Linked DNA regions of Homo sapiens: all the other regions are linked to region 3. A link is a loop called in an ENCODE intact Hi-C map of the cell type or tissue named here. Cell type or tissue: K562. All regions are shown on one strand. Links, peaks and the distances in the headings refer to the core of each region. The heading gives the core; the rest is flanking DNA.

Region 1 (6,449 bases), core at 591-5,590, 260 kb before region 3:
AGCAATTAGAATTTTACAACCAGAATTCCACATTGTGAGTGCCATAGTGTATAGTTCTATTGCAAATAGTAGTGTGACTGTAACAATTCCCACAAGACTGGCATAGTAAATAATTTCCATTGAAAACTTTACTTGCCAAGATATAACATTTCCCTTTGGGAATCTACAAGGTTACAAATGCAATTCTATGAATAATCAAAATCTCCCTGCGAATATGCATTAAAAAGAAGTTCTAATATTTGGTGGCAAATTTTTAGAGGAAGGGGTACAAATAATAAAAAGTGGCCGGGCATGGTGGCTCACACCTGCAATCCCAGCGCCTTGGGAGGCTGAGGTGGGCAGATCACGAGGTCAAGAGACTGAGACCATCCTGGCCAACATGGTGAAACCCCATCCCTACTAAAAATACAAAAAAATTTTGGGAGGCTGAGACAGGTGGATTATGAGGTCAGGAGATCGAGACCGCCTGTAGTCCCAGCTGCTCGGGAGGATGAGGCAGGAAAATGGCATGAACCTGGGAGGCAGAGCTTGCAGTGAGCTGAGATCGCGCCACTGCACTCCAGCCTGGGCGACAGAGCAAGCCTCCATCTCAAAAAAAAAAAATAAAATAAATAGCTGGGTGTGGTGGTGCATGCCTGTAATCCCAGCTACTAGGGAGGATGAGGCAGAAGAATCACTTGAACCCGGGAGGCAGAAGTTGCAGTGAGCTGAGATCATGCCATTGTACTCCAGCCTGGTGACAGAGCAAGACTCTGTCTCAAAAATAATAAATAAATAAAAAGCATCTGGTGAGGTAGGAGTGGGACTGAGTAGGATGAGTAGCCCTCACTCAGTTACTTATCTTTTATGATTTTCAGCTTAAGATCTTCTATTTCTCCACTTTGATATTCAGGACGTTCCTCTGGGCTGTCAGGGGTTGCTCCCTCAGGCATTCAGGCTTTGACTTGAGTGTGATGTATTCAGAAGTTGACACCTGTAACTTTTGCTGCCAAGGGGGTTGAAAGAGAACAGTGTAGGGCCCTTCGCAGCTTGGCTTAGGGAAGGAGAGAGAGGTGAGAGTTTTCACTAGTACCAAATTTCCTGGGTTAAATAAAGGTGGTTCTATTTCCTGGGGCTGGGCTTCTGCCAGTTGTGTCAATTTCTGTTGGAAGTGAGGTAGAGAGGTTACATGCTTAACCAATTTATAGGTTTTCTGCCTGAAAACAGTCTCTGAGCACATTGACAAATTTTATCCTTTCCTAAGTGAAAAGCTTGGTGAAGGATTTTAAGAACTTTCCATTGGCTGGAGGCTGGCAAATGGAGTTTGCCATCCTCTGGCTGTAGCCATCCTGAGAGATAAAAAGCATACCCTTGAGAAGTGGCCTATTCTGTTTCTGCAGGAAAATACTGAGGTTTAATTTCTGTTATGGAGCATTCCTAGATTAGAAGGGGGCTTGAAGTGTGTTAATGCCTTGAGGCTTCCTTGCCTTTGACTTAGCTGCCTGATTAATCTATTTCCTTTGGCTACTTTATTTGCTGCCTTTTGGTGTTCCTATAATGTATCCCTGCTATTTCTCACGGCATAAAAAGTGAAGATAATAGCCTGCTAATTTTCTGGTGATATTTTACAGGAAATCCATTAGTGGTAAGAGGATGTCTTTCCTTTTAAATGGCAGCATGAGTATGGAGAGCTAAGAAAGCATACTTGGAGTCCGTGTAAATGTTGGCTACCTTTCCCTTGCTTAATTGAAGTGTTCTCGTAAGAGCTATTAGTTCAGCTAATTAAGTGCTTGTGTCTGGGGAGAGATGTTGTTTAGAGTGACTACTGCTTATCCTGCCTTATGTATTTCTTGCTTTACCGGCTGTTAGTTAAAAGCGCCCCCTAAAGGACAGTAATCCTGCCACATTACGTGGGGTGTAAACAGTTAAGTTCTTTCCCAGGATTAATTTGGAGGCTTTTCTAACTGTAAAGCTATCATGACAATGGCTTGGAAGCATGTGTAAATAGGTCCTCCTAACTGCAACTAAGGTTGAGAAAAATATTGTACTAGAGTTTTTCCTGAGATGTTCCTTATGGTGATGCTATGAGAAGAGGGGAGGCCTGGATTAGAGAGAAGAAAAGAGAGAGATTGGCTTTAGTATTTAGAAGGACATCTACTTTCCTTCAATTTCCAGAATCACCCAGGTCCTGGCACCCTGTTAAATGTGCCACCCATGTTTGCAAGCGTGACCCTCCAAGCCATGGCACCAGAGGAACTAAGCTTGTGGGCCTAGTCGTGCTACCCCAAGCAGCTCTAGTCCTCTGCCTATGATTTCCCTTTGACTTCCTAGACTTGTGTGATCTGTGTGTCTCACCCCACCCCCACCCCCAAAAAAATAGATCTTGGCAGAAACTATATGGAAGGAAAGGCTCCTTTAATGGAGGGAATGTGCTAGATTGCCTGCTATTATGGCCTGTGCTAAAGCATTTACCCTTAGAAAAATGGTTCCAGTTAACTTCCAGACTTAAAATCTCCTTACTAATTAAGTACTGTTTTAATCGGAGAGAGAACAGGTGTCTTAAAGGAACGCGGGGACCTAATGGCGACTTTCCTGCTAATGGGACAGTATCGGGGCACAAATTCGGCTGCAGAGGAATTTTACTCCTAATAGTTAAAAGCAGAATTTTCCCGTTCACAGGAGCAGCATAAATCCTGGTTTCCAGTAGAAAGGTGCAAAAAGAAAAAAATTGAGAAGCTGCGGTGTACCGCGGAGATCAGCAATGTGTCGCATAAAGAGGATTTTATTTCCACTAGGTGGCGCTGTTGGCCTAGAAATACCATGTGCTCACCAGAGGAATTTTAGGGAGTAACCTCACTGAGGGGCAAAGGAAGACTTCTGTTCCTAGAAGATTGCAATGGCATTTTCCTGAGCTATCTCCCCAGTTACTACAGCATTTTCTGATCTTGCCTACCAGGATTACTTCCCTACGCTGTAAAAATTCCCGCACATTTGACACACAGAGAGAGTAAGAGACATAACGACCACGGATAAAAAAGGAAGAAGGTTCTGCGACAGGATAGCTAGGGATCCTTTACCAACATCCAGAGCAGGCCGTTGGAGGCTGGGTCCAGTCCCGAAACCTTTGAATAACACCAGGCTGTGCCCTGGCCAGAAATTCTCAGTTGCTTCAGAACTTTTCCCAGCCTCACGCGATGGCTAAGTTTCCCCATGAAAAGAAACTGATTTGAAGCATGACCAACATTCCCAAAGACCCGTGAGTATTGCGGGTTCTCCGTGTTCTGACCAGCAAGCCTAACACTCAAGTCTTTAGAACAACAGCCATGATAAGCGTATTTAGACGGCCAATGGATGCCCATAATTGATTTGATTTTGATTTTAAAATAGAGACCAAGAACCTCTGAATGACAGAACAGACTTTGAGTTCACTCCTCTAATCACTACGTCGATGAATGTTGTACCTTGGATTCCCAGTGAAGGCACCAGAAAGGATACGGCTCTGATGACTGGAGAAACACCAGGGTCTTTTGTCTCATTCTGAGAAAATTAGCAACATGGATGGACATATGTGGAGTGGTTTTAAGGAGTGGAAAGTTTAACAGGCAAGAGAGAAGAAAAACAGCTCCCCCATAGAGAGGGAGAAGGGCTCCGAACGGAAAACCCTACATGTGGTGGACAGCAGCTGGTTATATTGGGAGGCTGGAGGAGGCAGTGTCTGATTTGCACAGGGCCCAGGGAATGAGTTTGACCAGGTGTGTCATTCACGCAGCCTGTAAAAAAACTGGCCCTCCCACCCTAGCCTTTTAATATGAAAATTCAGGTTGCCATGATGTCCTGCACATGTGGCTTTTATGTGGAAGCTGCCGTGACACCTGGCACATGTGGTGACAAGGAGAAGAGGGCGAAAGCCACCATATTGGGTGGACCTGGCTTCTAGCCACCAGCATTTGCGTATCAATGCTTGCCAGTCTGGTTTTTCAAGCCGCTTTCTGTTAGCAAAGAAATGGTTTGGGGGTCGCTTTTTATTAAAAGAAAATTCCACCAAGAACTTTCACCCTTTCTTGCTGCCTAAAAATTATTTATTAATAACTCCTGTAGTAGCTGGAGACAAGGAGGCAGGGATGGCACTGGGAGGACCAGGGCTCTTCCTTGCTCCCCTGGCTTACTGAGCCACCTCCCTCACCCTGTGTCTCTCTCCTGACTCTCAGGGTCCTGGGCAGTCAGAACTCACTTGGTAACCTGCACAGTCTGTCTGTGGCTAAACCAGTCACCATCTCCTGCACTGGAAGCAGCAGCAATAAGGGTCTTGGGATTGTGTCCTGGTACCAACAATGAACAGGAAGTGTCCCCAAACCTCTGATCCATAGAAGCCAATATACACTTTTAGGGATGTAGGACTGATTCTCAAGCTATCAGTTTTCCAAAAAGGCCTTCCTGAGCATCTCTGGGCTCCAGGATGAGAACAAGGCTGATCACTAATGTTGGCATTAGTGATCATGTTTGTGATTTGCTATAAAATCATCCAGCGATGGAGTAAGATGATGGGTAAAAAGGGTTGAAAGATTAAACAAGATGAGTCACACTGATGATGTCAAAGCTAGCTGATGGGTGCCAAGGATTCATTAGACAACTCTCAGCATATTTATATAACTCAAAAATTTCCATAATAATCACTGCCTAAAAAAATCCATGTCTGTGATGAGAGGTATATGTCCTGCTTTTAATTGGTATGTAACCTGATTTTAACAATGTGGTATATAATCTGCTTTTAACAACGTGGACAAAATGTAAGCTTACATTCTGACTTCAAGTTGAAGCCCATCTTCTCCTAACAGGCAAAGGAGGAGCTGGGGTGGAGGCTATGAAAGGGACCGGAGCTCAGCGTTTCCCAGGACAAAGAAGTGAGTGAGGCCGGAGTCCCAGCAGAAGGACGAGGGGCTGTGAGATGGGCTATGGGAGTGTGCAGGGGCCACAACGTGCAGGTCATGCTGCTGGGGCCACAGGATTCAGGTTTTATATAAACAACAAGGAGCCACTGAAGGTGTTTAAGCCAGGGAGTGACATGCCACATCTGAATGAGAAGCATCTCTCTGAATTCCTTGAGGAGACAGTGTCTGAAGGAAGTGAGTGACCTGATTCTAGATTATTTACTAAAGCACCTTGTAAGTCTAGAAATCCAGGGGCCATTTACAATTAGCACAAGTGTAGATGTGGGCTACATTGAAGAAGTGATGGTCTCTTGTCATTCTTCACAGAACTAGAAAAAACAATCCTAAAATTCATATGGAACCAAAAAAGAGCCCACATAGCCAAAGCAAGACTAAGCAAAAAGAACAAATCTGGAGGCATCACACTACCTGATTTCAAACTATACTATAAGGTCATAGTCACTAAAACAGCATGACACTGGTATAAAAATAGGCACATAGACCAATGGAAGAGAACAGAGAATCCAGAAATAAACCCAAATACTTACAGCCAAGTGATATCCAACAAAGCAAACAAAAATATAGAGTGGGAAAATGACACCCTATTCAACAAATGGCGCTGGGATAATTGGCAAGCTAGATGTAGGAGAATGAAACTGGATCCTCATCTCTCACCTTATACAAAAATCAACTCAAGATGGATCAAGGACTTAAATATAAAATCTGAAACTATAAAACTTATAGAAAATAACATCAGAAAAACTCTTCTAGACATTGGCTTAGGCAAGGATTTCATGACCAAGAACCCAAAAGCATATGCAACAAAAACAAAGTTCAATAGGTGGAACTTAATTAAACTAAAGAGCTAAAGAAAAAAAAGAGCTTAATTAAACTAAAGAGCTAAAGAACTAAAGAAATCAAAATAATCACTTATAGAATGATGAAATCGGTGTCTGGGAATCAGAACATGGATGTGTGAATACAGACAGTGACTGGTGAGCTGCATGGCAAAAGGAACATCAGCAGAGTAAACAGACAACCTACAGAGTGGGGAAAATTCTTCACATTCTATACATCTGACAAAGGACTGATATATCCAGAATCTACAAAGAACTCAAACAAACTAGAAAGAAAAAAAAAACTCATCAAAAAGTGGGCTAAAGGCATGAGTAGATAATTCTCAAAAGATGATATACAAATGGCCAAGAAACATATGAAAAAATGCTCAACATCACTAATGATCAGGGAAATTCAAATCAAAACCACAATGAGATACCACCTTACCACCTGCAAGAATGGCCATAATTAACATATAATAGATGATGGCATAGATGCAGTGAAAAAGGAACACCTCTACACTGCTGGTGGGAATGTAAACTAGTACAACCACTGTGGAAAGCAGTGTGGAGATTTTTTTAAGATCTAAACATAGAACTACCATTTGATCCAGCAATCCCACTACTGGGTATCTACCCAGAGGAAAAGAAGTCATTATACAAAAAAGATATTTGCACACACGTTTATAGCAGCACAATTCACAAC
Region 2 (5,000 bases), core at 1-5,000, 400 kb after region 3:
AGTGGGTGTGGCGTGGAGAGGGCCCACTGGGGTGCCAGTGGTAGCCACAGGGCAAGGCCCAGCAGCTTGGGGTTCTTCCCGTGTCAGCACCTTTGTGCCTTCTCACAACAGTCCCAGCATTGTACAGATGAGGAAACTGAGGCCCAGAGAAAGGAAATGACTTGTCCAAGGTGCAGCATGCACCGGCAGTGAGTAAACCCCAGACCCTGTGTTCATGGCCAGGGACATCTGCCCCTTTGTGTCACCAGGAGAACCTTGGTGGAGAATCAGGAGTGAGAGGCCTCACCACCCCCACAACTAACCAGGCGCAGGCTCCTCTCCACTCCCTACCTTGCCCCGGCCGCTGACCTGGGAATGTCCTTCCAGGTGCCGGACCTGGTCTGGCCAGCAGTCTGGCAGCCACGTTCAGGGGAAATACCCCAGACCCGCAGGCCAGCAAGCTGGAAGCCCCTTAGGGATGGGCTGTCAGCTCCCCTGCTGTAGTGAGAAAGCCACGGCCTGGGGCAGAGTCCCTTCCACAATGGCAAGTCTATTTGGACCTGTCTGAGCAGGAGCTCTCTTCTCACAAATGGCCAGGAAATGACTTCCACACCACCCCAGGGACTGCATCCAGCTGCCTGGTGGCTGAAGGCCTGGTTACAAATCACCTCACCATTCCCCGACGCCAAGCAGTGAGATTCCCACCATTGCACAAGCTTCTCACAGGAACTGTCTGCTCCGTGTTATTTATATAAATAAATGTGCAGACAAACCCCAGCCTCCTAGAAGGCGCCATCTTGCTGGTAAGCAGGCCCTGGAGAGAGCAGGATGGGCACTGGAGCCCTGGGCTGGCATCACAGCAGTGAATGGTGGTGTGTTTCTGCCTCCCTCTTCCCCGCCCCGCCCCACCCCCCGCGGCTGCCTTGGCAGCCATAGAGGTGAAGGCAAGGAGGGCTTCTTGCCAGAACAGGACACTGTGGCAGTTGGAAAATACCAGGCTCTCAACTGCACCCTGGGGAGTCAGCCCCTCTTGAGGCCTTGGGCCCCATATGTGAAGTGAGGAGCCCTCCCCCTTGCCATGGGGTCATGGTTGGCAGAGGCAGCTCCTCTGAATCCAGGGTCTGTCAGGCTGATGGAGGAAGTCACTGCAGGACAAGGGGGTGATGCACTACCATGGGGCAGGGCCACATGACTCCAAAGCTGCATCCAGCTCTACCCCAGTGGCCCACAGGTGGGCTGCAGCAGGACAATGTTTAACCCTGCCAGGCCAGGGAGGGCAAAACCCCATGCAGGCCAGGCCAGGCCAGGAAGGAGAACAGAGCCACATCCACCAAGGGCAGGAGGACCCAGGGGAGCCCACAAAGGCCAGATGGGTGCAGGAGGCACAGCCAGTCATGTTTTGCAGGGTGAGCAGAGCATGGACAGGTCAGAGGGCTATGAGGCCAGGCCCTGGAGGCCAGCAGAAGGCATGCTGGGGCTTCTTGCTTCCCATATGCATGCTTGAGTCACAGTTTCCAGAGCTACAGCTTCAAATAGACGGCTCTGTTTTCAGTGGTGGTGATTTGAGTGTCAGGATGCCGCTTTGCCCACCTGTCTGCACTCCAGGCTGCAAGAGTGCAGGCACCGCTGTGACACAGGCTCCCGAGGTCACCAGGCAAGCACCAGGGCCCAGGCTGGGCACTAGGTCAGAGGACAAGACTGGGCTTCTGGCCTGGCAACACCTTTCCCCACTGCCTCCTCTGCAGTTGATCTTTCAGACCCAAATATGAGGCTCTTCTCTAGGTTTGGCCTCCTCTCATCAACTTCAGCTGGTCAGGGTCCTGACTTTGTAACCGTCTGTGGTTCTTCAGCCTCCCGCTCTGTCTTGTCCCCCATCTCTGAGAGCTGCAGGCCTCTGGTCTAGGAACAAACCCACGATGCAGCTCCTGCCTCACTTGCTGGTCCATCAGCACCACACTGCCAGCACCACACTGTCCCATGCTGGGCCCTCTGACCTTCTTTATAGCCTTCCTGTTCTATAAAGATTACAGGATGGGCACCCACCATCTCCTAAGCTTCACCTCCTACTAGGGTGGAGCCCATGTGCAGTGAAGGCTCAGCCTGCGTCAGGGACGCTGGGATGGAGTGAGGCGGCAAGCTCAGGTGCTTCCCACGCTCTGAAGCTTCCTGTCTGAGCCCGGAAGTGAGGTATGTGGTTGGTGCCTCCTGCAGGCTTTCCTGACTCCTGCCAGACAGGGCCCAGCCAAGAAACAAGACCAGGAAACCAGGCGTCTACACAGAGATTTTGTTATTATTTGAGGCCCATCATCTCCTCGGTGCCCACTAAATATTAGTCAGTGTGGTTCCCATGGTTTGTCTCAAGGAATAGAGGAAACCAGGAAGCCTGAGCCTGAAATGCCTGCAAAGCAAGGGGAGTCCTGGGCACAAGCAGGGGCCTGAGCTGAGGGAAGGGCCCACACTCGGGAGATGTTTGTCTGTCCTGATGAGGCTGCCGCAGTGGCGGAATCCTGATAAGAGTGTACTGTGAGGCACCGTGCCCACCTCCAGCTGCCTTGTGAGATAAGTACCTGAGTTTCCATGACCTCTAAGTCAGGAACAGGAGGCTCAAAGAGGTGTCCAGGGTCCCCAAGGTCCACTGAGAGGCATCAGCAGGGAAGCAGTTTAGACACCATGGAAGGGGCTCCTAGTGCATTGGGACAGCTTGACTCACCCCAGGACTCACGGGGGCCACAGTCAGGAGTGTTTCATGGCGTTGGACAAGAAGAGTGGCTGCCTTGGCCTTGGAGAGAGGGGGTCCACGTGGTCTATCGGCCCCTCCCACTGCTGCCAGCTGAGCTCTCCCTACACACAGGTGCCCTGCAGAGGACCAGTCTGGTTTAGATCTGAGGCTTCAGATGACCAGTACACGTGAACTGTTTCCGCATCAGTGAGGTGGCCCTCCTGCTCCTCCTCTTACCTAAATTCCACTGCCTGCCCAGGAGGTGATGGGCTAAGCTGGGTATTAAAACCATCTCAACTGTCATCCCCAAGTGACCCATCAGGGCTCAGAGAGGCAGACCCAGGCCTAGCACCCACTCTGTGCTTGTCCCCTCACCCTTGAACCCCCAGGTCCATACCCTGCTGGTGGCCAGATCACGCCCTTCCCAACCCCGGAGGAAGCCCCCTACCCCAAAAGGACCCTGCCATCCCTGCCTGGCTCTATTCCTGCAGCCCCAGGACTCCCACCTCAAGCTCCATCACCTGGCATGAGAGCTGATGTGGACTCAGGGCGCGCTCAGCAAGTGTTTGCTCAGTAAATTAATAATACGTGCTAATGGTCATATCTGTTATTTAACTGATGCAAAATTTGGGGTCAGAAGCATAGCCCCCAATTACAGCATCATTTCTATGAGAAATGACAGCTCTGTTACCACAGTCCTCTATGATGTGGCTTCCAGGAATCCATTAGAGCTAATTACTCCCTCAGCAGAATGTGACATTCCTAGACCACCACTTATCTCACATTTGGGAATGTGCAGCCAGGTTCACTGCGGAGGCGCTGGCTCCTCTCTGCTCTGCTGGGGATGAGATCTTGTGTGTTGCTTGTCTCTGCAGAAAGGCCAGCACCCCCATCCCCAGACCTGAGGCTGCTCACTCCTCAGGACTCCTGTTATTCCGAAGCTCATTCTAAAGAAAGAGCAAGATTGGTTTGGAAAAACAGTCTTCCAGGTGGAGTGCAGGGTTCCAGGGTAATGACGGGTACCTCTGGGTATCCTTCCTTTCTCTGCACAGATGCTGCCAGAGCTGTTCCTCAGAGAACTCAGGGGCTCTGGAGAGCAGGGTTTCTATGCAGCATCCTCCTGGGCACCCCTGCCCTCAGGCAGCCTCCTTTGGGCCCACCCTGTAGGAGCAGCAAGCCAGAGCACCTGGTTGTGGGGCTTGGAGCACATATCCTGCCTCTCTGTGCCTCAGTTTCTTCATCTGTAAAACAGGAGTGGGCAGATGTGAGAACAGACTGGCAGCTCGTGTCCAGCTGTGGTTACCAGCGTCATTGTCACTGCAGTCATTGGTGATGCTGTTGCTTCGTGCCTGAGTCATCACTACCAGCTGCAGTTACCACTTGCATTACCACGGTCACTGGTGATGTAGTCTAGTCAGAAAAGTTCCTTTTTTTTTTTTTTTTTTTGAGACAGAGTCTCGCTGCGTCGCCCAGACTGGAGTGCAGTGGCATGATCTCGGCTCACTGCAACCTCCACCTCCCGGGTTCAAGTGATTCTCCTGCCCCAGCCTCCCAAGGAGCTGGGATTACAGGTGTCTGCCACCATGCCCAGCTAATTTTGTTGTTGTTGTTTTATTTTTAGTAGAGATGAAGTTTCACTGTGTTGGCCAGGCTGGTCTTGAACTCCTGACCTTGTGATCCACCTGCCTCAGCCTCCTAAAGTGCTGGGATTACAGGTGTGAGCCACGGCGCCTGGCCAGAAAAGTTCTTAAATCCAAAGCATCAGATCTAAGCCAGATTGGTTCCAGATTTTTGATATTTTGCTCATTGAGTTTATCTTAGAAGCAGGGGTAGCTTTTGCCAGCAGCAAATTCCAGGTAGTTACTCCTTTTAGAAGTTAGAATTTATTCATTTTGCAGGGAAGTGGTGAACTGGGGAGTCAGACAAGAGCATCATGCTTCTTAAAAGCCCAGACCCCTGGCTATAACACATCGAAGATTCTCAGAAGAGAATTGAGGAGCGGACAGGCGCCACACTCCGTTGTGGTCACTGCCTCTTCCTGGCCCACCACACTCCTGTCCTCTGCATGTACTGAGAGCTCTGTCCAGGATGCCAGGGTCCTGCCTCGGCAGAGAGGCGGTGCCAGATGCCCCACAGCAGCTGGTGGGAGTGCCCACAGCTGGAGGGCAGGGGAGGAGCCTGGCCTCTGGCTGGTGTTTCCTTCCCAGCTCTCAAGAACTGGAGACTTTGGTTACAGAAGTGAAGGCTGCTCCCTCACAGACTTCCTAGTGTCCGATGGTACCACATGGAAGGATCAGAGTTT
Region 3 (6,449 bases), core at 560-5,559:
AGTAGGATTTTAGCCATGCAGCCTCTAATGGTTATCACCATGATTTTGATCTTACAAATCACACTGCAGCAAGCATCCCTGTGCAGACTCCTTTGAGTTCATGTGTGCATATCACCATAGGATAAATTTCCAGAAGTGGAATTGCTGGGTCAAAAGGATGTGCATTTTTAACTTTTATCCATTGTTTTCATATTCCCCTCCAGTTCTACCAGTTTACAATACCAGCCCTAAATATTGATTGGAATTCATTGGTGAAAGTGCAAGTTTGTGCCAACCTATCAGATATACAAAGTTATCTTGTTACACATTTATTTTTGATTTCTCCTATTTTGCTTGAGGTTGAGCATTTACTCAAATATTTCAGTGCTCATTATGTTTTAGGATTTGGTAAACCGTTTCTTCAATGCCTCGGTAAGAGGTATTTTAGTCTTTGCCATGCACAAGACAACGTTGGGATAATATGTATGTTCTGATACACCATCTACAACGTAATCATTAAAACATATAAAAACCACTATCAGTTCTGGGGCCATTAAAAAAATTGGTGGCAGGCCAGGGATGTCCCACAGGATGTGGTTTAACGGTCTCTGGTTTCTAGGGTTATTTGAAGTTTGAACATTGCACCCGCATATGTTCTATGTGGAGATCTCTTTGTGAGGGACACTGTAATTCACCTCCTCTAGGGGCCTGAGGTCTTTCTTTGGATAAGAACCTACCTGTACCATGTGTTTGATTGGATCTTGTGTCTGCTCAAGACAGCCCTGTGTCACAAGCTCATGACTTTCATCTTCATCCATTTGCTCTGTTTTGTGAGAGCTTCAGTATATCAGGAATAGAGATTCCTCCGAGGTGAAAAATTAGAGGCAGAGGGAGGGGCAAATGGGCAAGGAAGCTTGCACCAAGTCGGGAGTGATCCAGTGTAGGCTGAGAGAAAAAAGGTCTTAAAATCAGCCTTGTAGCTGAAACCAAAAACACACAAGATGGTTGGTGTTCTGAGCATCATTAACAAATGATAAATGAAGTTGAACTTTTAAATGTATTGCAAATTTTTATAAAGCAAGTAGATCGTTAAACTCAGAATGCAACAATGGAATAAAGAAGAGAGTTTGAGATGTTTTTAAAATTTATTTATTTATTTATTTATTTTTGAGATGGAGTCTCACTCTGTTGCCAGGCTGGAGTGCAGTGGCACAATCGCGGCTCACTGCAACATCCACCTCCCGGGTTCAAGAAATTCTCCTGCCTCAGCCTCCCAAGTAGCTGGGATTACAAGCTCTCGCCATCATGCCAGGCTAATTTTTGTATTTTTTGTAGAGACATGGTTTCACAATGTTGACCAGGATGGTGTCAATCTCCTGACCTCATGATCCACCCGTCTCGGCCTCCCAAAGTGCTGGGATTACAGGCATGAACTACCGTGCCTGGCTGAGTTTGAGATTTTAACTGTAAGTCCTCCAACTAAGTTGCCATGACAAGAACAGGGATGATGAGAGTGGAAATATGTTATCCTGCAAATTATCGTTTTATGTAAAAGAATATTTTCCCTCTTTTAGGTAAAGGAAGCATCTTCTGGAGCACCTTCTCTCTGACTATCAAAGCACCATTAAGCCACAAATAAACTGTAACATGAAGTAGGAAACAACTGCCCTTTTATATAACCATTGAGAGGTGGCTTTATATGCATACCAAAATGTTGATGCTCAATGCTAAAATTGGATTTAGTAATTTAATATGCCTACAAGAAATTAATTTTCTTTGGATTATATTATTTCTGTGTACGATTTATCTTAGTTAACTTGGAAATATTCTGCTCTAAAAACAACTCTTGTTTTTTGGGTTATATTTTCTGTATCAACTATAGCTCTTTTCCAAATGCTGTCAGAGATAGCCCATGGCTACTGATCACAAAATTCAATTTTATGGCATTTAAATTATTCTATACTCTAAATTATTTTAAAAGTGCACAGATGTGAATTTTTCACATCTGACTCAAAAATGTTGCTGATGTTGACTCACTTTTTTATTTCAATCTTATTGAAGTAGGAGTTTACTTTTCTGGAACCTGGATGATAACAGGAGACTGGAGAGGAAACCCCCCAAATTGTTTTCCTTTAAACCCTCAGGATGAATCATCCTGGATAATCACCCACACTTGATTTGGGTGATATCTAAATGAGAGTTGGGTCTTAGAGTAGGTGCTGAGTTAGTTTAGGACTTGCGCTGTTGGAATGAGTTGAATGTTTTTACAAGTGAGAAAGACATGAGTTTTTTGGAGTCCAGAGGGTGGGGGGTTATTGGCTGAATTAAGTCCCCCAAAATGTATGCATTGAAGCTGTAACACACAATATGTGACTGAAATTGTGCATAGGGTCTTTAAAGAGGTGACTAAGTGAAAATGAAAAAATTAGGGTGGATTCTTCTCAAATTGGACTGATGTCCTCCTAGGAAGAAGAAATTTGCACACACAGAAATGAGGCACCAGAGGTGAGCGTGCAGAGAAAAGACCAGGTGAGGATTCAGCAAGGAGGTAGCAACCTGCAAGCCAAGGAGAGAGTCCTCAGGGGAAACCAAACCCACTACCACCTTTATCTTGGGTTTTCCAGCTTCAGAACTGTGAGAAAATATGTTTCTGCCATTTCGGTCACTAATTCTTTCCTATCTTCTTGTGGGAGCTCTAGCAAAAACAAGAGGGACCCCAAAGACCTTGGATGAGGGAGAAGGAGGAGATGGAGCAGGGTGCAGGAGGCGGTGCAGGAAGGGGCTGGAAGGTCGGGCTCTGAGGTGCATCTCCTGGGTGGAATCTTGACTCCACTCCCTATTGTCTGGAGGACTTGGGAAAAACATTTAACCTCCTAATATTCACTCACTAATAAAGATGGGCTTGAAGCACAAGGCTCCCCATCATCCTATTCTATATTACAAAAGTCTTCTTGAGGTAACACTTGTAAAACTCTCGCTAATGCATCTGGCATGTATTATGGACTCATAAGTAGCCCTTCTGAGTGATCTAGTGATGTGCAGAAAATGGCATTCATGCTGTGTGCACCAGGGGGCACTGTGAGGTTTAGTCTGAGGCCCCTAATGAGTCCAAGCCCCTAGTAATGCTCAAGGGCGAAGAGCCTGACTGTTGCTTCCTATGAGGCCCCTTCTAGTGGGTAAATCTGAAAATGCACTTGGCCCTTCTTCTGATCTTGAGAAATTACTCAGAGAAGGCCATCAGGCTCAGGGCTCAGACAAGAACCAGGACAAATGTTTTAGGGAATGGAGAACAGATTTGCATCCACTGCTCACCAGAGCCACCTAACGACGACACAAGAATAAAGGAAGTAGATTTGCATGAAGAGACTTCCCTTCCTATGATAAGAGAGGCCTGGAGGTTCCTCCTTAGCTGTGGGCTCAGAAGCAGAGTTCTGGGGTGTCTCCACCATGGCCTGGACCCCTCTCTGGCTCACTCTCCTCACTCTTTGCATAGGTGCTGCCTCCCAGGGCTCAACCCCATATTATCATGCTAGCTGTGCCAACCTGGCCCTGAGCTTCGGCTCAACACAGGGAGTAGTGTAGGGTGTGGGACTCTAGGCGTGAAACCCTTATCCTCACCTCTTCTGTCCTCTTTTGCAGGTTCTGTGGTTTCTTCTGAGCTGACTCAGGACCCTGCTGTGTCTGTGGCCTTGGGACAGACAGTCAGGATCACATGCCAAGGAGACAGCCTCAGAAGCTATTATGCAAGCTGGTACCAGCAGAAGCCAGGACAGGCCCCTGTACTTGTCATCTATGGTAAAAACAACCGGCCCTCAGGGATCCCAGACCGATTCTCTGGCTCCAGCTCAGGAAACACAGCTTCCTTGACCATCACTGGGGCTCAGGCGGAAGATGAGGCTGACTATTACTGTAACTCCCGGGACAGCAGTGGTAACCATCTCACATTGACACAGACAGATGGGGAAGTGAGACAGAAACCCCTTCACTATCTGTGTCATCCTCTCTCTCCAGCCCCAGCAGGACTGTGAACAAAGCCATAAACAGGGCTGGCCCAGTTCACCTGCATCTGAGACCTCCAGGCTGCCTTTCCCTCCATTCCTCCAGGTAGGCTCTGCAGAAGGTGGGTCAGGATGATGTGAGGCTTGAAGGACCAGGCTGTTCTGCTGTTGTTTAGACTGAGTGTGCCTTGCCTCAAGATGACCTGAATGGAAGGACCACAAGAAGGAGATGGGCAGCTGTTGAGTGGTCATGATCCCTGGAGTTCCTCTTGTGTGGTGACTGGATCTAACACAATGCCTGTACTTTGTGGCCCAAATGCCCTGGATTATTGGTCTGAACTCCCCATGTTTAACTGAGACCCTCAAGCCCCAGCTCCATGCATCCTGATGTTCTGAACAGGAAAGTCTTTTCTAGTGAGCACTGTGGCATCCCTTGGCATCCCAGCTTCACACAGCAATTCCCCACCAAAAAATGCCTTTGAGTGCAAAGAACGGCTTCATGCAAAGATGTGCCTCCTTCAGAATGTAGTTCAGGAGCAATAACTACCTGATGCCTTAATCCCAAAGCCATATTTTAATTTAGAATGACCTTGAAATGCCTTCTAGCTGAGCAGTCAGTTGTAACACATTCCCAGTCACGCCTCCCACACTTCTTTCCTGACAGTATGTCATGAAACCCTACTGCATGGAATCCTGCCTCTTAGAGTAGGATTCCAGGGATCTCAAAAATTGTTTAGAAATGAACAAAAACAGTCTAGTTGGAAGAGTATCAAAGAGGAGGCAGTTGCACATGCAGAGAACTCTGAGGTCTGCAAATATACATGAACTGATGAGCACTTGTGTGTAAAGAAACACCTCCGAAAGAGAAAAGAACCACGCAAAGACTCTTGAGGGAACACCTCACAGAGCTCACTCCCACACACACCCACCCACGCACTCACAGACACTCACACACTACAGTCACAGAGGAAAGGCCTGACTTACAGGGCATGAGGTTGACTCATCAGAAGAGCTTTGCCTCAGTACTGGGGAAAAAGTCACCCTAGACAAAATGCTGCTCAGGTCTCAACTATGAAAGTGTAAAAGCAAACAGAAAACTCAAACTGTTTTTCTGAACAGTAAAGTAACTTTACTGAATTCAACAATAAAAGACAGAAATAGAGAATGAACTGCAAAAGAATTCTCAACCCAGCAGGAAAAATGCACAATGCCTTCATCCTGTCAATATTTCCTGCAAGGTAACCAGAAAATATATGCTATATCAAACAGAGAAGTGAATCAATCCCAAATGGCAATAAAATTGCACACATGATAGACCTTGTAGGCAAGGATATGAAAGAAATTCTTATAACTCTATTCTATTCTACTTGTTCTTGAGGATATAAGATTGAAAAATCATATTAAGTGGATACATAAAACATATAAAGACAGACGCAAGTTATACTCTTATAAATGATCCATAATATGTCTGCAATAAAAAATACACTGAATGAGACTGATTGCAGATTGGATTCTGTGAAAGAATAGATGAGTGAACTTGAAGATATGGCAATGGCAGCTATTCAAGACGAAGCACAAAAGCGTAAACAGAGTATCAGTGAGTTTTAGGACATCTTCAACTGCCTAAATTGGTATAATGAAAGTCATTAAAGGAGGTAAGATTGGACAGGGAAGAGAAAAGGCAGAAAAACAATTTAAAGGAACAATGACCAAAATTTCCCAAATTTTGTGAAAACTAGAAACCTCCTATTCCAAAAAGTTTAACATGTCCCAAAGACACACACACACACACACACACACACAGAGAGAGAGAGAGAGAGATAGAGAGAGAGAGAGAAAGAGAGAAAGGGAGAGAGAGAGATACAGGTGAACAACAAAATGACAAGAACAAATTTGGTTTTTAAAAATTTTTTTAATTTTAGTGGCTTCATAGTAGGCATATATTTTTATTGGGTACACGAGATGTTTCAAAACAGGCATGCAATGTGAAATAGCCACATTATGGAAAATTCGGTATTCATTCACTCAAGCACTTATCCTTTGTAGTATAAACTATTCAATTACACTCTTTTAGCTTTATAAAATGTACAGTTAAGTTGTTATTGACTATAGTCATCCTGTTGTGCTGTCAAATAGTAGGCCTTATTGATTATTTCTAACTAGTTTTTTCTTACCCAGTAACCATCCCCAGGTAATAGTTGATTTCTTATTAGAAGTAATGCAAGCCTAAATCAGTGGAGTTACATTTAGAAAATATTAAATGAAGAAACTTACTACCCAAAGCAATCTACAAACTCAATGCAATTCCTATCAAAATACCAATGATATTATTCACAGAAATAAAAAATCCTCTAAAATTGGTATAAAACCCTAAAAGACGCTGAATAGCCAAAGCAATACTGAGCAAAAAGAACACAGCTGAAGATATCACACTACTAGAATTAAAATATGCTACAAACTATAGTAACCAAA
Region 4 (6,449 bases), core at 776-5,775, 50 kb after region 3:
AGTAGAGAGGGAGCTTCTCCCAGGGGTGAGCAGGGCAGAAGCCACCTTGGTCAGTGGGAAGGAAACGTGCTCAGCTCACATCTGACCCAGAATGACTCAGTCACACCCGTGCAGGGTCACCTGCATGTGAGCATCATCTATTTGCTCCATGAGAAAATACCTTGTGTGACTCTTGGGTAAAATCATACCGTAGGTGACATTTCTCTGGCTATTGCTTCAGCCAATGTTTTTCAAAATTCACTGTAGGACACTTACATAAGGTAAGCATGTCAGGTGTGGGATGTGTTGAATAGGAAAAGCACAGGCTTCCTGTATCAATGTTCATGGCTTGTATTCATGGCCATAACTCGTGGAAATGGAAAAAAAAAAAAAACAGAAAAGAAAATGATACCCTGCTCAAAAAAGCACTGAGAAATACCATTGTAGTAATATATCTTCAACTTATAAGTTGAGCTAATTGAACATTAACTTAGATAGATCATTTTTATGGGGGGATTCCTAAACCTAAAACATTGTATTAAAAATTTTGTCAGGTTAAAAGATCATTAAAAGGCCAATGTTTGATTAAAATCTGGAGTCTTTTACTTTGGGCTGCAATCAGCCAATGAGTGCATGGAGTTGGCTGCCCTCCCAGACCCTGACTGGCTCCACGTCGAGGTAGAGCAGCGCTCCCGACAGGCAGCTGGAGGAACTGACGAGGGGAAGCTGTTTGCATCAGGGCCTCAAAAATTTGGCTCAGGATTTTCCCACGTCCCCTCCCCAAGCCCAAGCTGGTCCCAGGACACTCAGAAGAGCTCATCATTATGGGTCTAAAACTTCTCTGATCTCGCTCTTCTTTCTTCCTTCCCCAGAGACCTTGGAATTGTCAGTCCCTCTCACAGGCCCTTCCTTTCCTTGTCAAGTGCACTCCCTGAATTATCTGCTCCTGGGTCAGCAATTCTCTAGAACTTCAGGGAAAGCAGTGCTGGGTCACCCACATGGGGCCCCAGAAAGCTGGCTAAGGACCAGACACACAGGCAGCAGGCTAGGTCCCCACAGGGCTGCATGGTTGGCATCGGGTAGAGGGGAGGGACCAGGAACCACTCGCTGAGTGTCCGTAGGGCCAGGTGAACTAGGGAAGGGCTGGAACCTGGTCAAAGAATTGTGTACTAAGCACCACTTTCTCTGTTCTATATGCTACAACTCAACTTTCTCTCTCTCTCTCTTCTCTAATTAACAATGATATCCTGTCTGGTCCAAGGTCACACATTTCCAGTGTTGCAGGAATGTCTGTTGAATCTGCTAATTTGTTGCTGGGAAGAATACTCAAATTTCTCATGCTCATATTTGATTGTCAACTGTCTCCAGCCAGCATTTCTAAACCAGGATCCTTTGACAAGACTTGTGAAGAATTTTGTAAAAAGTAGCCCCCAGGATGTCAGTGTTCACTGTTGGCAGCAGGACTGTTTCCACGCAGTAGGGCTACTGCAAGCCACACCTGTCCCCACACAGTAGCATCTTCCTGGAGGTCAAGAGTGATTTTGTTTGCTATGCTGCCCCAGATCACCTAATTTATTACCTGTGAATTTCACACACTACACATCCTGCCTGTCCCCAAATTCTTCACTTATGGGCAAATGTCACATCTGACCTGAACTGGTTTACATCCCAGATCCCCTTCAGGCTTCCCACTGTCCTTTCAGATCCTCACACACCCAAGACCCTTCTCCGCAGGGCACAGACACAGCTCCCTGCACACGCTTCCATCACTTGTCTCTTCACTCCTTCCTCAAAGGAACTCCACAGACTCTTCTTCAGGGAGGCCTTCTCCAATCACTGAAGCTACAGCAGCCAGCCAGTCAGCTTCTGTCAGAACTTTCAATGATTAGCTGCATAGAGCTTACAATTACACATTTGTTTTTTCTATCGTTATCTTTTGACTGATTTATTTCTATTAATCATTGCATTATCAGTCAGAAATGCTTTTTCACTACAAGAACACATGTGGCAGGAACCAGGGAGCTTCCAATTTTCTTCCACAAAAATAAGTCTGCACGTGCTTGGTGGTTGTTTTCCAGATGCTCTCCAGTTCCATAGGAAGCTCAAATATTTCTACCTCTCCATTCCCTTTCAATGAGATGTTGACTTTGTTTTCATTGTTGTTGATGTAAGACCTCAGCATGGCTGCTGCAGCTCCAGCTATCACACCCAAGTTCAAGAGAAAAAGCAAAGCACAAACCCAATCTAGTCCTTCCTTCATAAGAGGAAAAGTTTCCTGAGAAGAATCTCAGCCATCTGACTCTTACATCCTATGGACCAACGCTGGGCTACATGGTCACTGCTGGCTAGAAGAAACTGGAAATTTGCCTGACTTTCAAGTGAATAGAGGGGATGACACACAAGTAGAAGGTGGTAGGGAGTATCTGCTGGGTCTGTAAACCCAATCTGCCTACTGCACTGATCCAGCAACAGGACAGGAAACTCCTCAGAGCAAGGACTGTGTCTTCCTCATGCTGAATTCCTAAAATGCATTCTTGCCAGGACAGAGTGGGTCAGGGTGAATATTTGTTGGGTGAATGAGCTTCTGTCTCTGTTGTATTGCAGGAGTCACCACCAGTGCACATTGGCCCTGTATTTGTATCCAGAACCAATCAAAGCCACCCCTGAGTCCTGCATCTCTCAGTACCAAGCTCCAGTCCCCCTTCAAGACCACCCACCACACAGACGTGCAGGGAGCCTCAGGAGGGCACTGTCACCTCCTTCTCCACATGTGAGTGTTTGTATTTCCATCAGGAATCTGAGCACCTCGTGCCCAGGTTTGAGGCAGGAAGGGGCCACAAACAGAAGAGAAATTTCTTCTCTGAAGTCAACAGTCCATGAATCAAGGAATCAGGGACCTGAGCAGCAGATTCTGAAGCTACACCTGAACCCAGGAGGCCCCTGAGCCTCCAGCTGACAGTGTAGAGTGGCCACCTGGGGGCAGCAGAGAGTAACCTGGCAAAAATCCCTGGAAAGGGGGTGGAGCTGGGCATCAGGGAGATGCTGACATGCAGGGAGGGTCAGTGACCATGACCTGAGACCTGGAGGGAAAGAGGTTCCTCTTTTCTTAGAATATTTGTCATTGACACTGATGTTTAAATTCTTCTGACCTCCTGTCTCTCAGATTTGACTCTTGGAAATGGTGCTTATTTTTCTGATACAGATTCAGACAATTTGCCTCTTCTCATTGCCCTGGCCCCCATCTCACTGTCACACATGCCATTCCATTCTGTAGTCACGCGTGTCCCACCTCCCTGCCCTTTTCTCTGGTAGCTCGTCCTGCAGACACAGGGGCTTCTCCTTCCCTGGCCACTCCTCCACGTCCACTGTCCCCAGTCTTTCCCAACACTGTCCTGGGGAACCTGCCAAATCACAGCTCTTGATTTCCTTATGAGGCACAAAATACTTGCTCCTTAATCTTTTGTTGACTTAAGTTTTTATCCATTGATATATTTTCCCAGCAAGTGAAGACAACTTAGTTATAATAAACATTCACCTCCAGGGTCTTGGAGTTTGCAGCCCCCTCTCATTCTCTCACAAAGCCAACATTTCCTTCACCTCCTGATGTGTCCCTGGCCCTGACAGCACCCTGGGGATACTGAGGCACAGCACCTATGACCTGGCATTAGAACTCACAGCCAAGTAGAAACTTATCACATCCCATGGATCTTCCAAAACTCTGTGTGCACTTGGCAACCAAGAATTGCATTCTCCTCTAGCACTGAGGGGCTGTGCCCTGGGGTGGGGCCTGTACTGGTGCAAGGCTTGTGCTGTCCCCTGTAGAGTGGGAAGTAAAAGGTCCCTGCATTGGGTTCTGGATTGTGTCTTCAAAATGAATTTAGGCCTATACCAAACATCTCATGTCTGACATAAAATATTTATGACCAGGACATTTCTAGAGAAGCAGAAGAAAGTTAACCACCTCCCTCCTGAGCCAGGATGGAATGGAGGAGGGGACTGTGGACCCCAGATAATTCCCCCATCACCACTGTGACTCTGGTAACCTCTTGAACAGGGCCAACCACTATCCCATAGGAAGGACTTTATATCCCCTAGAAAATACAGAGAAACTCAGCTCTGAGTTTTTCCATGACCAACTCAGCCCAGGGGCAAAAGTGGGCACAATCTGGGTAAAGATGTGAACTCAGACCATGGGACCAGTGGGTGGAGGAGAATCCCATGGGCTGAGGGGGTGGGCAAGCAGTGGTCACCCCTTTTCTCTCTCTCTCTGTGTCCCTTGGGACTGAGCCCTTCTCTGGAAACCACAAAGCTCCTCCAGCAGCAACCCCTGACTCTGCTGGTTTGCATCATGGGCTGTTCTCTCCAGCAAGGGGATAAGAGAGGTCTGGGAGGAACCTGCCTAGCCTGGGCCTCAGGAAGCAGCATCAGCAGTGCCTCAGCCATGGCCTGGACCCCTCTCCTCCTCAGCCTCCTCGCTCACTGCACAGGTGCTCTGCCCAGGGTATCACCAACCTGCCCATCCCCAGGGCTCTGGGTCCAGTGTGGCCATGACTATGAGCTCAGGAGGGCCCTGCCTGTGGTGGGCAGGATGCTCATGACCCTGCTGCAGGGTGAGGGACTGGCGGAGCTGAAGTCCCCTCAAACTCTGCTCAGAGGCTTGTGAGAGCCTGAGGGGCTGCACCTGCCAGGAGAGAGTACTGGGTTTTCAGTTCAAAGGCTCCATGCAGAGGGAAAGTCCATGGGCCACTGGGGCTAGGGCTGATTGCAGGGGATACCCTGAGGGTTCACAGACTCTCTGAAGCTTTTCCAGGACAGCAGGGCAGGGGATTTCATACGGATCTTTTACCTAAAAGCCATCCTCTCCTTTTTTTTTTTTTTTAATCTTTGCAGGCTCTGCGACCTCCTATGAGCTGACTCAGCCACACTCAGTGTCAGTGGCCACAGCACAGATGGCCAGGATCACCTGTGGGGGAAACAACATTGGAAGTAAAGCTGTGCACTGGTACCAGCAAAAGCCAGGCCAGGACCCTGTGCTGGTCATCTATAGCGATAGCAACCGGCCCTCAGGGATCCCTGAGCGATTCTCTGGCTCCAACCCAGGGAACACCGCCACCCTAACCATCAGCAGGATCGAGGCTGGGGATGAGGCTGACTATTACTGTCAGGTGTGGGACAGTAGTAGTGATCATCCCACGGTGACACAGGCAGATGGGGAAGTGAGACAAAAACACCCTCCCAGCCTCGGTCACCCTCTTGCTCCAGCCCCGGGAGGCCTATGGATAGAGCCATGAGTGAATCTGGTCCAGTTCACCTGGATCTGAGCCTCCCAGGCCGCCCTTCCCTCCAGCCCCCTCCAGGAGTCTCTATAGAGCATACATCAGGCATACACATGGCCTGGAAGGACCAGAATCATCTAATGACTTGGGGCTGTCGTGTGAGTTAGAGAATGAGGGCCTGGGTGGAAAGACAGACAGAAGCAACCTCTGTCCTCTGTCTTACCCCTGGATGGTAATGGGGTGGGGATGAGGCCAGTCCTTAGACCAGCTATCTGGCTCAGTCCCCAGAACCAACCCTGCTGAGGTCCTGGCCCCCAGGCTGTGTGGCAGTCTGTGATTCCCAACAGACCAAACCAGAGGAGGGGACACTGTGAAGTCTGCCCAGGTCCCCTCTTCAATGTGACCCACCTAGCACTGCTGAGAAGCCCAGCAGCTCAGAGCTGTGCCCACAATGGGAAGCGCTGTTGGTTGCAGAAAGCTTCCTCAAGTTTATGTCCTTTCTCAGATGGTTTTGGTTTAATCAACCAAGATCTCAAGTCCCTGCCTTAATGTAAGATGCCACTGAATGAAGGGCCTCCCAGCTCCAGAGCTCCCTGTGTGGACGGACACCTGAGGCCTCAGTGGCAACCCCATTATGAGTCAGGGTCTCCTTCTGCCCACTGTTGCCTCCCTCACTCTCTTCCAAATCTTCTGTGCATGGAAATCATTGCAGTCACCTTCCAGGGAACCCCATCTAAGATGGCCAGCTGTCCCCAACATGGGCTGTCAGCGACCCGAGGAGTCCACTATCCACTGAAAATTCTGGTTTCTGTCCTAAATTTTCAGAGTACATGTTCAAATGGCCAATCTGATGGTTCCTTGAATTTTTATGGAATGAAAAGGGAGCCTGACATGCTCTAGGTTGAGAGATAGTTGGAGTCAGATCTCCCTGCAGGGAAACCTGGGGCAGGCAGAGCATCCTCGCCCCACGCAGGGACCACAGATGCACCCACAGGGTGAGCTGCAGGATGGACACTGCCCATCTCCGCCTTCCACATCTTCTCCAAATGTCACCCCTTTCTACAACCCCAACCCAAATCATTGATCTCCAGAAAAATAACAGTAACAATAGCCATGAAAATCTATGTAATTCATCTCATAATTTCATGTTAACATGTGAAAATGATAGTATTTTGCTTTATTGACATAAATAAA
Region 5 (6,449 bases), core at 890-5,889, 64 kb before region 3:
TGCATGTGTGTGTGTGTGCGCGCACGTGCACTGGCCCAGGAAGCAGGAGCCGTGTGTGTGGGCTTCAGCACCTGCAGGACTTGAGCGCAAGGAGACAGCCTCAGGGCCCTTGCACAGAACAGGTGGCAGGGTGTGCCCGTGGGGCAGATGGGGACTTGGGGACAATGGTGGTGTGTGAGTCCATACCTGGCTCCAGGATTCAGGAGGCCCATTTGCATATCCCAGGTGGGAACCTGTCTGGCCCCGGCTGACCCTGCTGGCCGGTGCAGGCCCCTTCAGTGAGGCCAATTCTCCAAGGCTGCGGTCTTCTCCCAGGGTCATGGGTGAAGGGGTTTGGAGGCTCCCTGCGTGGGTACTGGCCTGCTGGGGTACACACAATGCTGCCATAGCCAGTCTGCCCCTACACCCAGCCCGGGGCCACATCTCAGGTCTCTCAGTCCTGAGGAGCCCGGTGCCCCACCCCTCACATCCTCTCTCCCTGAGTCAGGGCCTGGGTCTCGTGAGCTGAGTGACTGATACTTGGTGTCCTGGATGAGGGCGTGGTGGAGAGGGGCCACAGCGGGTGTTTCCTGACCCTCTTCCAGGAAGGTGCTGCTGCCGCTGCAGGGAGGACACATACAGGATGCCCCTTCCTGCCCCCTGCCTCCCATTGGGCCCACAAAAGCCAGGGCAAGCCTCCCCTCCCTGCCAGCCACCTGGTCTGCTTCCCAGAAATTCTGTCTTGCAGGCTGTTGGGAGGATCCCAGTACTTTGTAAACTAAAGCAAGGGAGGAGTGGCCGTTCTCTCTCTTTGCTCATTCATTCACCTTTTCATTCATTCCTTCTTCCCTCCATTCCCCCATCTGTCCATCCTTCCCTGCCCTGATTGCTCATGCCACCCCCCCTCCAGCCCCTCCTGACCTGGTCCTTTGGTTTCTCTTCAGGGCTTTCTGTCTCCTCCCACAGGGCTGAGAATGGCAGCTCAGGGACAAGTGGGGGCTGGGGACTGCTTAGTCTCCCCAGTGGCTCTCAGGGGATTTGAGGGTTTGACGCCAGCTGCCACCCCAGGCTGTGCCCCTCCTCTGCTCAGGAGGACATGCAGAGATGCGACACCCACTTAAACTCGAAGTTGCAAAGATGCAAATGAGACTGGGGTCTCAGGCACCAGAGACCACCCATGGGCACGTGGCTTTTGGGAGTGGGGACCTGCTGCCACAGATCTCTGAAGAGTCTGGACCTGCTGGGTCTCCCCGAGTGACTGTCTGGGGGTCTCCATAGCATGCCCTGCTGTGTGCGCGACGGTCACTGGTTGGGTAGGGGTCTCTACTCTAAAGCTCCCTCTGCCGGCATCCCCTCGAACTCTCCCTTGGTGAAGAGAGGATGTGGTTTTCCCCCAGTGTTTTATCAAACAACTCTCTCCACTTCCTGTTTTAAGAAGCTGGGAGTGGAAGAGAGCCTGGGGCTGGCCCCAGCTGCTGCTGCGAAACAGGGGTCACTGGACGCTGGGACCCTGGCCGGGCTGGCTGGAGGCCTCAGGAAGAGGCCTGCTACAGTGTCATCCTGGCCAAGATTCCTCCCTGCAGAGGACCCTGGCCACACTGCCACAGGGTCTGCTGGGGCCACCAGAAGCCCATGCTCCTGCCTCCATCTCTCCCCTTTGTGCTCACCTCTCACCAGGAGGCCCTCCCAGAGTTCAGTCTCCTGCTTTTCTTTTTTTTTTTTTTTGAGATGGTGTCTCGCTCTGTCACCAGGCTGGAGTGCAGTGGTGCGACCTCAGCTCACTGCAACCTCTGCTTCGTTGGTTCAAATGATTCTCCTGCCTCAGCCTCCTGAGTAGCTGGGACTACAGGTGCCAGCCACCACGCCCAGCTAATTTTTGTATTTTTAGTAGAGACGGGGTTTCACCATGTTGGCCAGGATGGTCTCTATCTCTTGATTCGCCCGCCTTGGCCTCCCAAAGTGCTGGCATTACAGGAGTGAGTCATGGCACCCGGCCTCATCTCCTACTCTTTCAGCACCAGGTTTTATTCTTGGGATTCTGCTACAGCCGCAGCCCCTGGGTGCGAGCTCCTAAGCTTTCTGCGAGTGTGGACCCAGCACCGTGCCTAGTAGACATACAAAAGGAACATGGTGACAGTGAGGTCTGTCATCTCCAGCATAATGACTCTTTTGATCCTTGTAAAAAAGGTGATTTTTGGCTGGGTGTGGTGGCTCACACCTGTAATCCCAGCACTTTGGGAGGCTGAGGGGGGTGGCTCACTTGAAGTCAGGAGTTGGAGACCAGCCTGGGCAACATGGTGAAACCACGTTCTCCTGGGTGTCCAGGTGGTCCAAGACCCCATGACTATATCATGACAGGAAAGAGAGAGTTAATAAATCTGAGGGCATAAAATGTGAACATATACTGTTTCCATCCCACATGAAGGCACATGTGTCTGAGCCTACTCTCTGGGAGGAATAGAGATCTCAGTTTCCACATCAGGGTTGCATTCTATGCACCTGCAGCCATGTTATTCTGCTGTAGCAGATGCTACACTTGGCACCGACATTGCAGATGGGACCATGACCTTACTGGAGTTGTAGAAATCTACTTTCACCTTCCAGAATCCATTTAATGTTTATAGGAGCTAGTCCAAGAAATTAGATGGAAATAAAGTCCTGCTACAACCTGAGAATCTTTAGGCCTTTAAAGGTAACACTATTACATGCAACTCCCAATGAAGGGTGAAGCATGATTATTATTTACCTTTTTTGATGGGGTGAAATGGGGAGAGAGTCGGAATTCATCACATACATAAAAGGCAGGTCGTATAAATGTTAGTGTTTGTGAGTCACAAGGTCTGTCTTGCAGCGACTCAGATCTGCACTTGTGGCATGAAAGCAGCCATTGACTGAACATAAATGAAGGGATATGGGTTTGTTTAATGAAACTTTATGTACAAACGTAGGTAGTCACTATGGTTTGCTGACCCCAGCTTTTCCATTGCCCCATGGAACTTTCTTTGGGATGCCTTTTTGCAGTGGGTTCTAGGTGAGAAAAATTGGCTCGGATCTGGATGCTGAAGTTGAGACTGGTGCTGTCATGTGGCTACTGCCCTCGTCCATCCTGGGTGACTTCTGACTGTTGTGATGAGCAGGGCCCTTTGTGGCTGCCTAGCTCCTGGTGCCAAGAATGATGAACCCTCTGCATTGCCCTCTGCAAGGCAGACCACAGGACAGCCACCCTGAATTGCTCGTTCTCACTGTGTCCACCTTGCCTAAGATGGTTGGGCACATTCACTGGCTGGTTAATTCCAGATAGTGTTATCTCATTAATGCCAGGCAGTACCTTCTAGAAGAGGCTCCTACCATCTGCACTAGACTATGGAGCTTCTCCGGGGTGCTAGTGCTCTGTCACCTGAATATGCTTCAGGGATTTGCTAAACAGAATGTCCTTCAGGCCCTCCCATAGAACACAGGGAAACATTTTGTTTTCCCTTGTGTGACTGCAAAAGGGAAAACAAAAATAAGCCTGGGAAAGGGTGATTTAGGACTTTGATGATGTCGAGGCTGGGAACTCCCATCAGAGTTTCTATATATGATGGGGAGGGGCCAATTTTTTGAAAGTCAGCATTGACTGGCCATTGGACACAGGTGGCCCTACATTGACTCTCTCTTGCCCAGGACCTCTCCTCAAAAAGTCTCAGGTGATTCAGCCCCACAGCAGCAGGGGCACGACACCTTCTGTCCTGAAGGCTGATAACCGGTGATGTGGACAGCTGCCATTCACTCTGGGGAAGATGCTGCCTAATTCCACACCCACCGCCTGCATGTCTAGTGAGAGCCTGCCTATTCCTATGGGGACACCCCAAAATTAGCTCCACCAAGAAGCCTCCTCCACCTCCATTCTCCACAGAAGACACTCATCTTATATGCTTGGCTACAGGTCCTGTTTGCTCTGCTATTATCCCTATCACCTGTCCCTGTCTGTTCAATTGTCTCACATGAGCAGAGAGACGATGTCTCATTCAGCCTTATTTCCCATGGGTATTAATAAATATTCATTGAGTCAATTAAAAATTCATGTAATAACCTATCAATGCATGTCTCTGTGTGAGGTAAAGAAAGCATCCTGATTGTAAATATAACTCTCATGTTAAAAGCTGGGAGCAGTGGCTCATACCTGTAATACCAGCACTTTGGGAGGCTGAGGAGGGTGAATTACCTGAAGTCAGGAGTTTGAGACCAGCCTGATCAATATGGTGAAACCCCATCTCTACTAAAAATACAAAAATTAGCAGGGCATGGTGGCGTGTGCTTGTAATCCCAGCTACTCGGGAGGCTGAAACAGGAGAATCACTTGAACCTGGGAGGCGAAGGTTGCAGTGAACCGAGATCATGCCACTGCACTCCTGCCTGGGTAACAGAGCAAGACTCCGTCTCAAAACAAACAAACAAAAGCATTCTTACAGATTATCTTGGCTTTTATTCCTTTATTCTACCAATAAGTTGTTAGCCTCTCTTATGTGCCATTTGTTACAAAAAATCAGCTGTCATTTTTATGGAGACTGAGAAGTCCCCTGATCTGTCCATTGTAAGCTGAAGACCCAGTAGGGCCGGTTTTATGGATTAGTCCAAGCCCCAAGGCTTGAGAACCAGGGGAGCCACTGGTCTAAGACTCAGTCCAAGGGAAGGAGAGGATCAAGGTCCCACTCATGCAGTCACACACAAAGGAGGAATTCTCCCTGCTGGTGCCTTTTGTTGTATCCACGCCTTCAGTAGATTTGATGATGCCAACCACACAGAGGAGGGCAAAGTACTAACTTAGTCCAGGCATTCAAACATGAATCTCATCTGGAAACACCCTCATAGACACACTCAGAAATAGTGTTCAATCTGGGCACCTCATGGCCTAGTCCATTTGACCCATAAAACTTACCATTACTATCATTAAAATGGCATACGTTATGTATATTTTGTTACCATAAAAAATTTACATTCTGAAAATAAAGTACAGTGTCTTAGCTCATTTGTGCTGCTACAACAGAATACTTGAGGTTGAGTGATTTACAAAGAACAGACAGTTATTTCTCACAGTTGTGGAGGCTGGGCAGTCCAAGATCCTGGTGAGGGCTTTTATACTGCATTCTCATGTGGCAAAGGCAGAAGGGCTGGAGAAAGCTAAAGGCTGCATGAAGCCTCTTTCCTAAGGGCCTTAATCCTCTCAAGAGTGAGGAGCTGTCATGCCCTAATTGCCTCTTAAAGGCCATCTCTTTTAACACTACCACACTGGCAACATCTGAATTTTGGAGAGGACACATTCAAACTATAGTAGCAAGTTTAATTTGGAAATAATTCTACTCAAAAAAGCATTAGAATTGAGTAATGAAACCCTGTATATCCCCTCCCTGGATGCAACAATGGGGTACGTTGAGTCCAATCCAGGGAGCATTCTCGCTTCCTCTCTCTACTCCATCTTAAAAAATTAACAATAATTTTCTGTCCACTCCATAATCCCATTTCACCAATTGCCCAAAATACCTACAGTAGTTATTTAATTATGTTTACTAACAGAATCCTCAAGATTCCAACCCTTATATTTGATTTTTACTTCTCTCTGATCGATCTGGCATTTATCGACGAAGATTCCATCAAACCCTGGGCTTATGAAAAATTTTGCAAAAATTCCACAGATAGGAAAGTGTTCATTGTGTGCAGCAGAAAAATGTTCATCATGCAGAGTGGAAACATGTTTATGTGTGGCAAGCAATGGTAAAGTGAGTCCTGCATTTTAAAATGAAAGGACAGTAGATGGAAATTAGAGGTCACACTGTGAAATAATGAATTCTGTTAAAGGCAACAACATAGGTTAGTATAAAAGGCAGCATTATGGTATTTTTGGTTAGTAACTTCTCTTTGGAAACCTATCACAAGCAGAGAGACTGAATCCATAATTAAAACCTTCCAGCCAAAGAAAGTCCAGGACCAGATGGCCTCCATGTTTTTTATATCAGCCATTTAAAGAATTAGCATCAATTCTTATCAAACTCTGAAAAACTAGAAGAGGAAGAAACTATTCCTAACGAGCCCAACATGACCCTGACCGAAGTCAGTTAAAGACCCTACAAGATGTGACAACTAAAGACCAATATACCTCGTGAATATAGGTGCAAACATCCTCAAAATGTGTGCCAGCAACATGAATCCAACAGCATATTCAAAAGATTATGTCATATAACTAAGTGAGATTAATATCAGGAATGTAAGGAGGGTTCAATATAAGAAAATGAATCAATGGAATATACAACATTAATAGCTCAAGAGAGAAAATACATATTCCAAATAACATAGAACAACAAAATCCAACACCTTCTCTAAATGAAAAAAAAAAAGCACCCAGAAAACTAGAAGTAGAAGGAAACAACCTCTGTGTGATAAAAGGCGTTTGTAAAAATCCCACAACAAACTTCATACTCAATAATGGAAGACCG

The links. A loop is a pair of places that touch in the nucleus more often than their neighbours do. Peaks named below come from ENCODE experiments on the same cell type or tissue, not always from the same donor. Only the 100,000 strongest peaks of a DNase experiment are listed, where the experiment ranks them.
Region 1: it touches region 3 in a loop (6-fold over the local background); 4 of 110 quality-filtered maps call a loop at or near these places.
Region 2: a loop joins it to region 3, with 2.4 times the contacts of the local background. A loop is called at or near these places in 2 of 110 quality-filtered maps.
Region 4: it touches region 3 in a loop (5-fold over the local background); 2 of 110 quality-filtered maps call a loop at or near these places.
Region 5: it touches region 3 in a loop (2.4-fold over the local background); 2 of 110 quality-filtered maps call a loop at or near these places.

The regions. Positions count from the first base shown.
Region 1 is chr22:22,461,463-22,467,911 of GRCh38, forward strand. It overlaps IGL. Among named protein-coding and RNA genes, the nearest start is that of ZNF280B, 44 kb to the right of the region's middle. In K562, for the core only: CTCF peaks have their summits at 1,874 (motif pointing left), 2,786 (motif pointing right) and 3,643; DNase peaks (open chromatin) are centred at 1,879, 2,207 and 2,799; H3K27me3 peaks cover 1,773 bases.
Region 2 is chr22:23,117,596-23,122,595 of GRCh38, forward strand. The region is part of intron 4 of RSPH14 (radial spoke head 14 homolog); the gene reads right to left. The region is part of intron 2 of GNAZ (G protein subunit alpha z); the gene reads left to right. Among named protein-coding and RNA genes, the nearest start is that of RSPH14, 22 kb to the right of the region's middle. RefSeq lists an enhancer at 4,417-4,918. In K562, for the core only: CTCF peaks have their summits at 2,188 (motif pointing left) and 3,648; DNase peaks (open chromatin) are centred at 439, 1,617, 1,961, 3,013 and 3 weaker places; H3K27me3 peaks cover 4,809 bases.
Region 3 is chr22:22,717,237-22,723,685 of GRCh38, forward strand. It overlaps IGL and IGLV3-19. Among named protein-coding and RNA genes, the nearest start is that of LL22NC03-102D1.18, 8.9 kb to the left of the region's middle. In K562, for the core only: no CTCF peak of the experiment used is centred there; DNase peaks (open chromatin) are centred at 695, 3,065, 3,305, 4,945 and 3 weaker places; H3K27me3 peaks cover 1,060 bases.
Region 4 is chr22:22,767,413-22,773,861 of GRCh38, forward strand. It overlaps IGL and IGLV3-12. Among named protein-coding and RNA genes, the nearest start is that of MIR650, 52 kb to the right of the region's middle. RefSeq lists a silencer at 2,977-3,143. In K562, for the core only: CTCF peaks have their summits at 2,957 (motif pointing right) and 5,333; a DNase peak (open chromatin) is centred at 2,989; H3K27me3 peaks cover 1,511 bases.
Region 5 is chr22:22,652,824-22,659,272 of GRCh38, forward strand. It overlaps IGL and the pseudogene LOC129026. Among named protein-coding and RNA genes, the nearest start is that of GGTLC2, 11 kb to the left of the region's middle. In K562, for the core only: no CTCF peak of the experiment used is centred there; DNase peaks (open chromatin) are centred at 3,015, 3,739 and 4,650; H3K27me3 peaks cover 2,418 bases.